3 separate regions of the Homo sapiens genome follow, and all the other regions are linked to region 1. Evidence: chromatin contacts called from ENCODE Hi-C or POLR2A ChIA-PET data. All regions are on one chromosome and are shown on one strand. The core of a region is the stretch at or near the end of the contact, and the rest is flanking DNA. Distances in the headings are between cores, read along the strand shown.

Region 1 (3,282 bases), core at 406-2,905:
CCAACTCTCCATCTGGCGTTTGTAGATTCTCAAACAATAGGTGCTTTAAAAATAATACATATCTTAAATTTGAAGAGTGCATTGCAAACTGGTCTGTTTCATATTCTCAGCAGTCCTGTGCCACATCTGAAATGGAACTCAAAAGGCTGTTTCCCTCAACACCCCCGGGTGACAAACCCGGATTTGGGCTCAGCCAAGGAGCAGTGAGGCCAGTGCCCCATAATCACGGTTGCAAGATGGCCACAGCACTCCCTGAGTCTCGTCCCGCTGAGACCCCAGCAAAGAGGGTCTCAGTGCAGGCTGTGTTCACCCCTGCACTGAGCATCCCCTTTGGGGAGTATGTGGTACCAGGATGATTTGCACCAGGAGAGAAGCTGGGGATGTCAGGCTTCTTCCAAATGCCCTGCCCTGATGTGTGGCTTCCCCCGGAGCAGGTGCAGCCTTTCAGGCATGAAAGGGACCTCCCCACAACCCCCACCCCAAGGCTTCATCTGAGTCCAGTTCACAAGAAAGTGGTGACTGCAGTGGTTGACGTGGAAGGCAAAGGCCTGGAGAATATGCAGCCGGGGGCCTGGGTGAGCCATCCATGCTCGGGGATAACAGAGGTCTGACAGCAAATAGAATCAGCAACCGGTGTCAGCTTTGTACCCACTCCTGGGAGATACTTGTGAATGTTTGGGGAGACATTTTTGGTTATCACAACTACCCCTCTTATGGATAGAGTCAGGGATGCTGCTCAACATCCTACAATGCCCAGGACAACCCCCACAAAGAGAGCTAGCTGACCCCAAACCTCAGCAATGCTGAGAATCCCTGCACTATTCCACCCGGGTTGGTTACTCACAACACAAACATTCACATTTTGAAAAGTGGCTCTGAATTAGTCACCATCCAGATGGAACCTGCCAAGTAAGCTTGGAATCCACTCACAGACCTATGAAAGGACTTCCCTGAACACCCCTATCATAGTTTAGCTGAAGAGAGGAAGGGAAAGTGGAGAAAGGGAACAAGGGAGCCACCCCCTCCTCTGAGCCCTGCAAGAAGCCTGTGGAGTCGAACATCACTTCAGCTGCCTGGTGCACACTTCCACCTGCCTTCACCAGCAGTGTGCTGATTCCCATCAAACAGGAGCAGTGAAATGGCCACTGCCTCCCACTGGAGGTGGCCTGGGGCTTTGTAGAGAAAGCTTTCAGGGCCGCTCAGTCACTGAGTCCCAGAAATCCTCTGATCCAGAAAGGGCTGTGGGTCTTATCCACAGAGGACAGAGACAGGCCCCACAGGAGAGGAATGAGCCCAAGTCAGCCAGGTCATGGTAGGTGGGGACTCAAGTCTCCTGGGTGGTGGGTGAGCCTCCTTCCCAGCTACTCCGCTGTGGGCGAGGACCAGGGTCTAACCGGGTGGGGCACAGGCATCACCAGCAGCCTTGCCATCCTTTCCGGGATGGTGGTCTAGATGAGGCTGGGAACCATGTGCTCTGCATTGTGCAAGCTGTGGGCAAGAAATCAGACCCACAGAGCACGACTGCTCACAGAAAAAGTATGGTTCCTTCTGCTCCTTCTACATGAATTAGGAGAGGACTGCATTTGAAAAGAGGTTGGACAAGGCCTATCAGAGGCTGTAGGGGAGGTTTGGGCTTTCATTTAGTTATCTGCAGGTTTGTTCATTCTGAGTCACTCAGCATCACTGTGGAATAAAGCCAGAGGTGCAATGCACGGGGCAGGCATTCCATGCCCCCTTGTGAATGCCAGGACAGTTTCACAAGCATTGCTGAGCACCTATTGTGTACAAGGGCTACAGTGGGCCCTTGGGAAACAAAGATGAGGAAGGGGGCAGAGCTGGAGAAGTGCACAACCTCACTGGAGACAGTGCAGGGGCAGAACCAAGGCCATGGGCACCGCGCCCTCAATGCAGGGGCAGGGGCCTAGGGAAGGGGTCAAGGCCGTAGACCACCCAAGTCCAAGAGCATGTGTTTGTGGTGGGAGGTGCTGCTCAGGCCAGAGTAGCAACCTTGAGGGAGACTCATTCATTCTTCCAGCTTCCTGGGACACTCTTCCAGTTCTCAGGCTTCCATCAACACTTTGCAAATGCTGCATCTGGCCCCATGTGCACATATCTGTGGTGCTTGTGTGGGGGCGGGTTCCTGCCTACGCAGCTCTGTCAGCTTTGGGAGAGATGGAGGTGCTCCCCAGGACCCCCACACCTGGGCGATGGTCTCCCTTCCTAAAGGGGATCAGTGAGCGGCCACAGCGCTCTCCTTCAGTCACTCAGATGGCCACTGTTGAGCATTGCCTATGGCAGGGTACGTAAGGCAGGGCCTTGTTTCTAATGGGCCGAGAAGATCATCTTGACAGTAGGGCGCTGGCAGAGGAAGAATCAGCCTGGGGTTCTCCCTTTTCAGACCCATCATGCCCATTCTCACATTGAGGATGAGGGGCACTGATAGAGGGGCATGGTGCGGAGGGAGGGTTCTGCCAATCATGGAGCATTCTATGATGTCATCTTCATCTGTACGGTGGTCTCAGGGGTCTGTATCCTCGTGATCCCCATGTCCCAGATGGAAGGCCAAGGCTCAAAGAGGTTAGGAAATAAATTGTCCCAGGTCACACAGCTGGTACAAATCTCAGCTTTGCTCCAGCTCCGCCCGAATCCCAGATTGGTGGTCTCAACTGCTACACACTCCACTCCACACACGCACCTTCTGGCATAGTTAGCTTTGCTGGCCGCTAGTTTGCAAAGGAAATGGAGGTGTGGCCTTCCCAGTTTTCCAGGTGTGAGGTTCTGGGACTGAGAAGGCCTTGCCCGCCCTCTCCACTGCCCTTGATTGGGATTCTTGGTCCCCACCACTCAGCTGGGTAGAATCAATCAGATTATATTTTGAGCTTGGGAAGATGAAACTCAGGTCTTCTCTCTGGAGGGGAAGGTGATTGGTCCCAGAAAGGGAAGGCAGCCCGTGTGTCTGGAGGGCCCCTGCACTGCCAGTGTGTAGCAGACACCATCACAAGCTCTCCCTTTGAAGCCCCACCACAGCCCTCAAGGGGGATATGGGTTTTAACCTTCCCACTCTACAGATGGGGAAACAGAGGCTCAGAGAACCAGTACTTTGCCTGATGGCAGAGCTGGTCCACAACAGGCCAGAGTCAGAGTTCAGGTACGAGTAGCTCCCCAGGAGGCCAAACACCCAAAACACACCCGTCTGGAGAGTGGCCTCTTGAGGAGTTGCCTGTGTGGCTTTGCCAGGGCTGCCGTAACGAACATCACAGACCAGGCGGCTTAGACAACGGA
Region 2 (3,282 bases), core at 424-2,923, 240 kb after region 1:
TACCTGGAAAATCTAGTGGTAAGTGAGTTTCAGGGTGGGCTCGATCTAGGGGTTTGTCATGACTGAGTCTCTACAATTCTCCCCCTTCCAGCTTCTCCTGAGCCTGGCTGCCCCTGTGTACCAAAAAGGCTGTCAGCAGCTTAGGGGCTACACACAGCTTCATACATATCCATGGGAGGGAAAGTGGGACAGAGAGAGGGGTAGATACTTTTCTCCCACAATGATAGAACATAAGTCTTTCACAAGACGCTGACTGAGCCACCTTCCATCCCTGCCCACCTCTAAAGCAACTGAACCAAAGTGGGCCAAGAAGAATCGCTGCATGAGCTGGAATGGGCCGGCCCCTCCTGCACCGGGCACTGCAGGACCACAGTCTCCACTGCCCCAGCTGTGCCCAGCATTGCGGGAAGCAGGCGGCCCCTGCGCAGGTTCATGAAGCTCACTTACTGCTAGATTCTCCAGGTAGGAGTTTCAGAAATCCCTTTACTGTTTAAAACCATTCCAGTTGGGTTCTCCAGTTTTGGTTGGCTTTGTTTTTCAGCATGGAGGAGCTGCAGCTGACACAGGTGAGCAGCAGCTCTGTGGCTGGGTCAGTATCAGGGGTGAGAGTTGCCAGTGGCCAGCAAGTGGGGAATGGTGAGGGCTAGAGAGGCTGGAAATGGCATTTCTCCGAAGAACCGAGAGCCCTCCTGGGAGGCTTAGACTTTAATTCTCTCTGGACACACTTGAGCAGATGACGTTCCAAAGGTGCCACACCAGTACGTCCCTCCCATCTGCTTTCTGGTGATAGGACCTGACACTGTCCCACCAAGAGGTGGGGTCTGCTTGGTTTCCCATCTCTTGAATCTGAGCGGGTCTGCAATTCTGGCAAAAGTGATACTAGGTGACTTTCGAGGCTAAGTCATAAAAAAGGATGACTTCCACTTGCTGCTCCAGGGAACTCTCATGCTCAGAGCCCGGCCACCAGGCTGTGAGGAAGCCCAGGTGGCCACCAGGCAGGCCACGTGGAGGCGTTCCCACCCCAGCCCACCGAGATCCAGCCAGCAGCCAGCGCCACTCCAGATATGTGAAGGAAGAGCCTTCCATGATGCCAGGCCCCACCCTCGGATCCCCCAGCTAGCATCCCAGACCTGGTGGCCACAGGCCCCCACCACGTGGTCCCGATCCCTGGCCTCAGAAGGTCTGAGAATGATGGAAGGGATGGTGGCTCCAGGACTAAGCTTTGCAGTGACCCGTGCAGCTAAGTTAAGTGGAACCCTCCAACCCCCAAACGCCGAGATTCTCCACGCCAGAGGCCCGGTGGGTGGGTGAGGGGCCTGCCAAGCCTGGGAGATTTATTTGCAGGATTTTCCCCACGGACTCATAACTGAAATCGCAGAAGGCCTTGCGGTTTAGAGGCCCTGTCTCATGCCCCAAATTGCATTTTCCCGGAAAGGGCTCAGGGCGACTGAGGTCCCCACCGCCGCTGCGGAGCAGGCTAGGGACTGGGGCAGGTCCCGGCACAGGGGAGGGGGGCGGGGGCGCTGCCAAGGTCTCACAGCTGAAGAGGGAAGCCAGCCGGGGCCTACGGAAAGCTGGAAAATGCGCTCAGGCCGGGCCGTGCTCATGGCTGGGATCACAGCGCCACCCTGTGGCCGACGCTCTCCTTCGGCTCGCAACAGTCTGGAGAAATTGAATTGCATTCTTCATGGAGAAACACAGACCGAAAAAGATCTTCCAGCCCAGCAGCAAGAAAACCACCACTGACTTTTAGAAGTCGAGTGCAAACAGAACAGAAAGGTAGTGAACGCCACCTCCCCCTGACTCCTCTCTTTCTCTGGAAATCTGCCCCAGGAGGTTTTGTGTTTCTTTCATACATTGTTTTTGCACAGAAAAAGTCTCTCTCATGCACACATGAGACTCCTGAGACCACCTCACTCCTGCCCTGCACACTTTGTGCACACTCCTGGATCAGCGATGCCCTTCTGTCTCCTGGCACACGCAGGCCACAGCCAGAGGCCACCCCCACCCCACTGGCAAGTTGGCGTCTGCAGGCAGAGTTCACGGGTCACTCAATCCCAGGCCTGGGCCCAGCAGGGGCCTGAGTGGTCCTTGCCCACAAGGCGGACAGCCTTGAGGACCCAGGAGCCAGGACCATGCTGCCGGGGCCTGATCCCCAGCCTTGCGTAACTTCTGGCAACTTCTTGCTCTCTGCATGCCCGTTTCCTTGTCTGTAAAATGATAGGATTCAATGAAGACACAGCTGGTTCAAGAGATCTGTTGTACAACGTGGTGACTCTAGTTAGTGACAGTGTACACCTGCTTGAACATTGCTACATAGGATCTTAAGTGTTCTTATGGAATGAGACCACCACTTCTCCTGTTGTCCTTCCCAGCTTCCCCACCTCCCCTTTTCCCTAGTTTATAAGACAGTAGAAAAGGGAGAAAGCAAAAAGTTGGAAAGAAACAGAAGTAAGATAAATAGCTAGACGACCTTGGCGCCGCCACCTGGCCCTGGTGGTTAAAACAATAATAATAATATTAACCCCTGACCAAAACTACTGGTGTTATCTGTAAATTCCAGACATTGTATGAGAAAGCACTGCAAAACTTTTTGTTCTGTTAGCTGATGTATGTAGCCCCTAGTCACGTTCCTCACACTTACTTGATCTATCATGACCCTTTCACGTGGACCCCTTAGAGTTGTAAGCCCTTAAAAGGGCTAGGAATTTCTTTTTCGGGGAGCTCAGCTCTTAAGACTTGAGTCTGCCGATGCTACCAGCCGAATAAAAACCTCTTCCTTCTCTTCCTTCTTTAATCCGGGTCTGAGGAGTTTTGTCTGCGGCTCATCCTGCTACATTTCTTGGTTCCCTGACCGGGAAGCGAGGTGATTACTGGATGGTCGAGTCAGCCCCTTAGGCAGCTTAGGCCTGCCCTGTGGAGCATCCCTGCGGGGGACTCCGGCCAGCTCGAGCGACGTGGATCCTGAGAGCGTTCCCGGGTAGGCACTTGCCCCTGTGGAACGCCTCATCAGAGCAGTGTATGGCAGGCCCCCATGGAGGATCAACGCAGTGGCTGAACACCAGGAAGGAACTGGCACTTTAAGTCTGGACATCTGAAACTTGGTAAGACTGGTCTTTGGAACTTGCCCCACTCCATTTGAGTGGAAGCGTGGCCTGATCACCCATGGTGTGCCTGTACTGGCATTTTGGTTTTTGTTTTTGACTTGACTTGAATTGCTTGATACTTTGGTTTTGGTTTTGACCTGGCTTGGATTTCTGGATGCTCTGATTTTGGTTTTGA
Region 3 (3,282 bases), core at 265-2,764, 200 kb before region 1:
TCTTCATTTGATAAATGGGATCAATGACTCTCCACCTCAAATGGGTCTAATAGTATCTGCTCAACCTAATGGCTTAGATGGGAAACTGCTTTATTCAGGAAAGGACTCCGGAAAGGTAAGCTGCTTTATTAAAGTGTGGTGGCATGTTCTTCCAAGTTGAGAAGTTCTGCTAGATGGGAGAAATGAACAGTGCCCGTTTCTGAGTGTTCCAGACCACAGCCTTGCAGCTCTGGGGACCTAAAGGAAGAAACATCAGGTGTGTCTCGCGGGGCTGCAGACATGAAGACGGGGATGGAATTCAGGTGATAGTACTGGTTCCACTCATCCGCGCCTCCTTCAAATGCCTCCTTCTGGCACTCTGCATTTCAGCATTCTCTTTGGGCTGCGGAGGCTCCCTAGAAGCCACGTCCCCTGAAAGGAATATAGGAAGGACCTCTTGTTCCTGGCACCACCTTTAACTCCTGCCCCTGCCCACCAGGACACCTGGGCAAGACGCAGCGCAATGGTGGGTTACCAGGCAGGAGGGAGGGCTCTAGGAAGGTTGGGAGCCATGGAACTCTGGAGCTTAACCTTCTCTGACCACCAGTGTACCAGCCTGCGGGTGGCAGGACTGGGGCCTCTGCCTAGTGTTGAAACGGGGGCGCACAGATGCTTTTCTAAATAACTTTTGACCCCCTTTCTGGTAAATCTTTTTTTCAGAGTTGATTCTCTATGAAATCTACACTGCAAACACCACCTCCTCCGCTCCTAGAACGCAGACTGTCTTACCACCGCCCTAGTTTCCTTCCAATTCCAACTGGGGCGGGCCCGCCATGGGCCAACAACAGGCTGGCTCAGGGCTGAGGGGGTCTCTGGAGTCTGAACTCCGCGCCCGCTTGCTCCTCCAGGGCTTAGCTGGTCAGGACTTGAACATTCGCCGGATCCATAAATTGGGTCATTTTTAACCTCAAAACCGAACCGCAGCCTGGGGAGGCCTTTAGGACCGAGGGGAGCCATCCCTTCCTCTAGTCGGGCAGCAAATTCCTGTCCTCCTAGTCCCCCGCAGCTATCCCCCGCCCCCAGCCTCTGTGGCCCTCACATTGTCAGACACTGGCCGCGGGCCACCATCTGGACGCGATCCCCCGCTAGGGCCTCCCTGGTCTGGGCCAAAGTTGGTGGCCACCTTCGCGCGGGCTGCGCCCTCCTTCTCTTCCCTGCCCTCCTCCCCCGGGGCCCGCGCCCGCTGCCTCCAGCACGCGCGTCGGCAGGCTCGGCAAGCGAAGAGGAGCGGCTCGCCCCAGGGCGCCCCTCGCCCAGCCTGCCGGCCAGGCGAGCGCGACGAGAGTCTCCCCGCACCCCTTCCTCTCCCGGGGGCCGAGAGGGTTGGGCTCCGCCCCGGCGCCGCAGCTCCCGACTCCCCGCCGCTCGGGCTGCCGCCGCTGCCCCGCGCCCGGCGCTCGGGGCAGCCGGGGGCGCAGGCGGAGAGCGCAGGGCGGGGAGAGGCGTGGGGAGCAGAGCGGCGCTGAGGGGAGGGCAGAGGAGGAGAGAGCCTGGCAGCGGAGGAGCAGAGGCGGGCGCCGCACCGCCCCGCACGCTCGCTCGCTCGGGAGAGTCGCGGGCGGCCGCTTGGGCGCACTTGCCGGGTCACCTTGTCCCGGAGGTAAGTCCAGACCTCCCGGCCGCGGGGGCGGGCGGAGGGGCCCGCAGTGGGCGGGGTCGCGGCAGGGGCCGCGAGCTGGCGGCGGGAGCTGGAGGCTGCCCTGCGCTGGCGGGTGTCCTAGTCCTGGCTCCGCCTCGGAGCGCGCAGACCCGGCGGCGGCGTGGCGCCCGCGGTAAGTCCGGGTGGTCGCCGCGACGAGACTTGGGAGACACGGGGTCGCAGGGCGGGAGGGGGAGCTGAGCCGGCAGAGAAAATGCCCAGGAAGGGGTCGATGCTGGCCTGGGCTGCACCTTGGTGCCTTGCCACCCCGGGAGACGCGAAGGGGCTGCTGTGCGAATTCGATGGGAGCTGGTGAGACCGAGAACTGAGAGCGTAGCGGAGCCAGGCTGCCCAGCAGGGCCATGAGGGCGCGCGGCGGGCCAAGGCTCTGCGGGTTCGGGCTGCCCCTCGGAGTGACCCGAAGGAGACCAGCCAGGGCTGGTGAGCCGGGCGGCCACGGAGCTGGGGACCTAGGTCTGTTTGGGAGTAGGAAGGGAAACAGACTAATTCTCCGAGCGGAGCGGCAGGCAAGGTGCAAGCGCGCTTGGGATGGGGAATCCCGACGGGCGACCGTGGCGGAAGCAGAGACTCCTGGAGCCTCTTTCCTCTAGCCAGGACAAGACCTGCCTTCAAAAGCTGTCTGGCCCCTGGCAGCCGCGACAGCCTGCAGCCCTGGGAGCCACAGCCCTGGCGCCGAGATGGGAGCGAGCACATACGCTTTTTTGGTTCCAATTTGAATCTCGCTTTTTCCTAGTCGTGATTTCTGCCTCTTCATGTGCACTCTCTGGGCAGTGAGGAGGAAGGAATGGCTCACTGGATGAGTTGGGCACTTTTCTTAGGGAAGGGGCTTTGTCCCTATGCGCTTTTTGCAAGACCCTACTAGAGTGGCTCTGGCAGCCGAGCTTTGAGGAGGCGGCCAGAGGGGCCGCTTGGCGTTTCTGAAAGACGAGAGGAAGGGGTCTTCTGGTAGTCCTGTTTTCCTTTGGGGGTTTCGTTGCACGCAGAGGCTTGGGCGCTTGGCACCCAGACTTCAGGTGCGCACAGTCCTCCTGCGACGTCAGATGCGCTGGCGCCGCGGCGCTCCTGGCTCGGACCGATGCCTGCGCCTTCCCTGGCCACGTCCTGGTGTTTAGTGCAGCAGACACCGGCCGAAGGCTTGGCTGATTGGGGGTGTCGAGGGGAGGGGGGCTGGGCGTTACACAGTGGCTCCGTTTTCTGGTTGGAATCAGTTGGTGAGGCGTGCGCGCGCGAGTCCGTGTATCTGTCCGTCTCCCTCCTACAGCCCAGCGTGTTTGGTCTGAGTCCAAAGAAGGAGGTGGTGTGTGTGCTGCGTAGACCTGCGCCTGTGGGGTGAGCAGCCTCATAGCCCCCAGAGCCGGCCAACTTCTCCGTGCTAGGCTGCGACCTCAAGGGCTGCCGCGTCGGGGATCGGAAGTGGTCTTCAAAGAGGGGTCTAGGTCGCGAAATCCTGGCAGCAGCCGAAGTGAAAAGGAGCTGCTAGGAGGCGGGCGGGGGGCAGTCTGATGTCCGTTCTGGCGCGGACAGGAAGAAACTGAAGTCGAATTTTTAGTTGAATTGCGTGCTCTGTGTTTGGCGGTGGTGTG

Evidence for each region. A loop is a pair of places that touch in the nucleus more often than their neighbours do. ChIA-PET counts read pairs that join two places held with the same protein, here RNA polymerase II (POLR2A). Pooled maps may share reads with other maps.
Region 2: a loop to region 1 is called in a map with no recorded cell type, with 5 times the contacts of the local background. The contact joins the promoter of LINC02967 here to the enhancer-like site in region 1. A Hi-C loop is called at or near these places in 1 of 168 maps with a recorded cell type or tissue (CD8-positive, alpha-beta T cell), 2 of 37 single-sample maps with no recorded cell type and 1 of 50 pooled maps. POLR2A ChIA-PET finds 5 or more read pairs at or near these places in 1 of 52 experiments (activated CD8-positive, alpha-beta memory T cell).
Region 3: a pooled map shows a loop between it and region 1 (10-fold over the local background). The contact joins the promoter of SYNDIG1 here to the enhancer-like site in region 1. A Hi-C loop is called at or near these places in 1 of 50 pooled maps. POLR2A ChIA-PET finds 5 or more read pairs at or near these places in 2 of 52 experiments (activated T-cell and naive thymus-derived CD8-positive, alpha-beta T cell).

Annotation. Positions count from the first base shown.
Region 1 is chr20:24,672,161-24,675,442 of GRCh38, forward strand. No RefSeq gene overlaps it. Among named protein-coding and RNA genes, the nearest start is that of SYNDIG1, 200 kb to the left of the region's middle. Within about 2 kb of position 1,656, at least 4 of the 41 ENCODE cell types and tissues checked have a DNase peak (open chromatin) inside an H3K27ac peak, as active enhancers do.
Region 2 is chr20:24,916,891-24,920,172 of GRCh38, forward strand. LINC02967 (long intergenic non-protein coding RNA 2967) reads left to right here and starts at 1,674. Exons shown (of 3, transcript XR_001754563.2): 1 at 1,674-3,104. RefSeq lists enhancers at 1,275-1,344, 1,611-2,244 and a silencer at 1,495-1,554.
Region 3 is chr20:24,468,115-24,471,396 of GRCh38, forward strand. SYNDIG1 (synapse differentiation inducing 1) reads left to right here and starts at 1,515. Exons shown (of 4, transcript NM_024893.3): 1 at 1,515-1,639.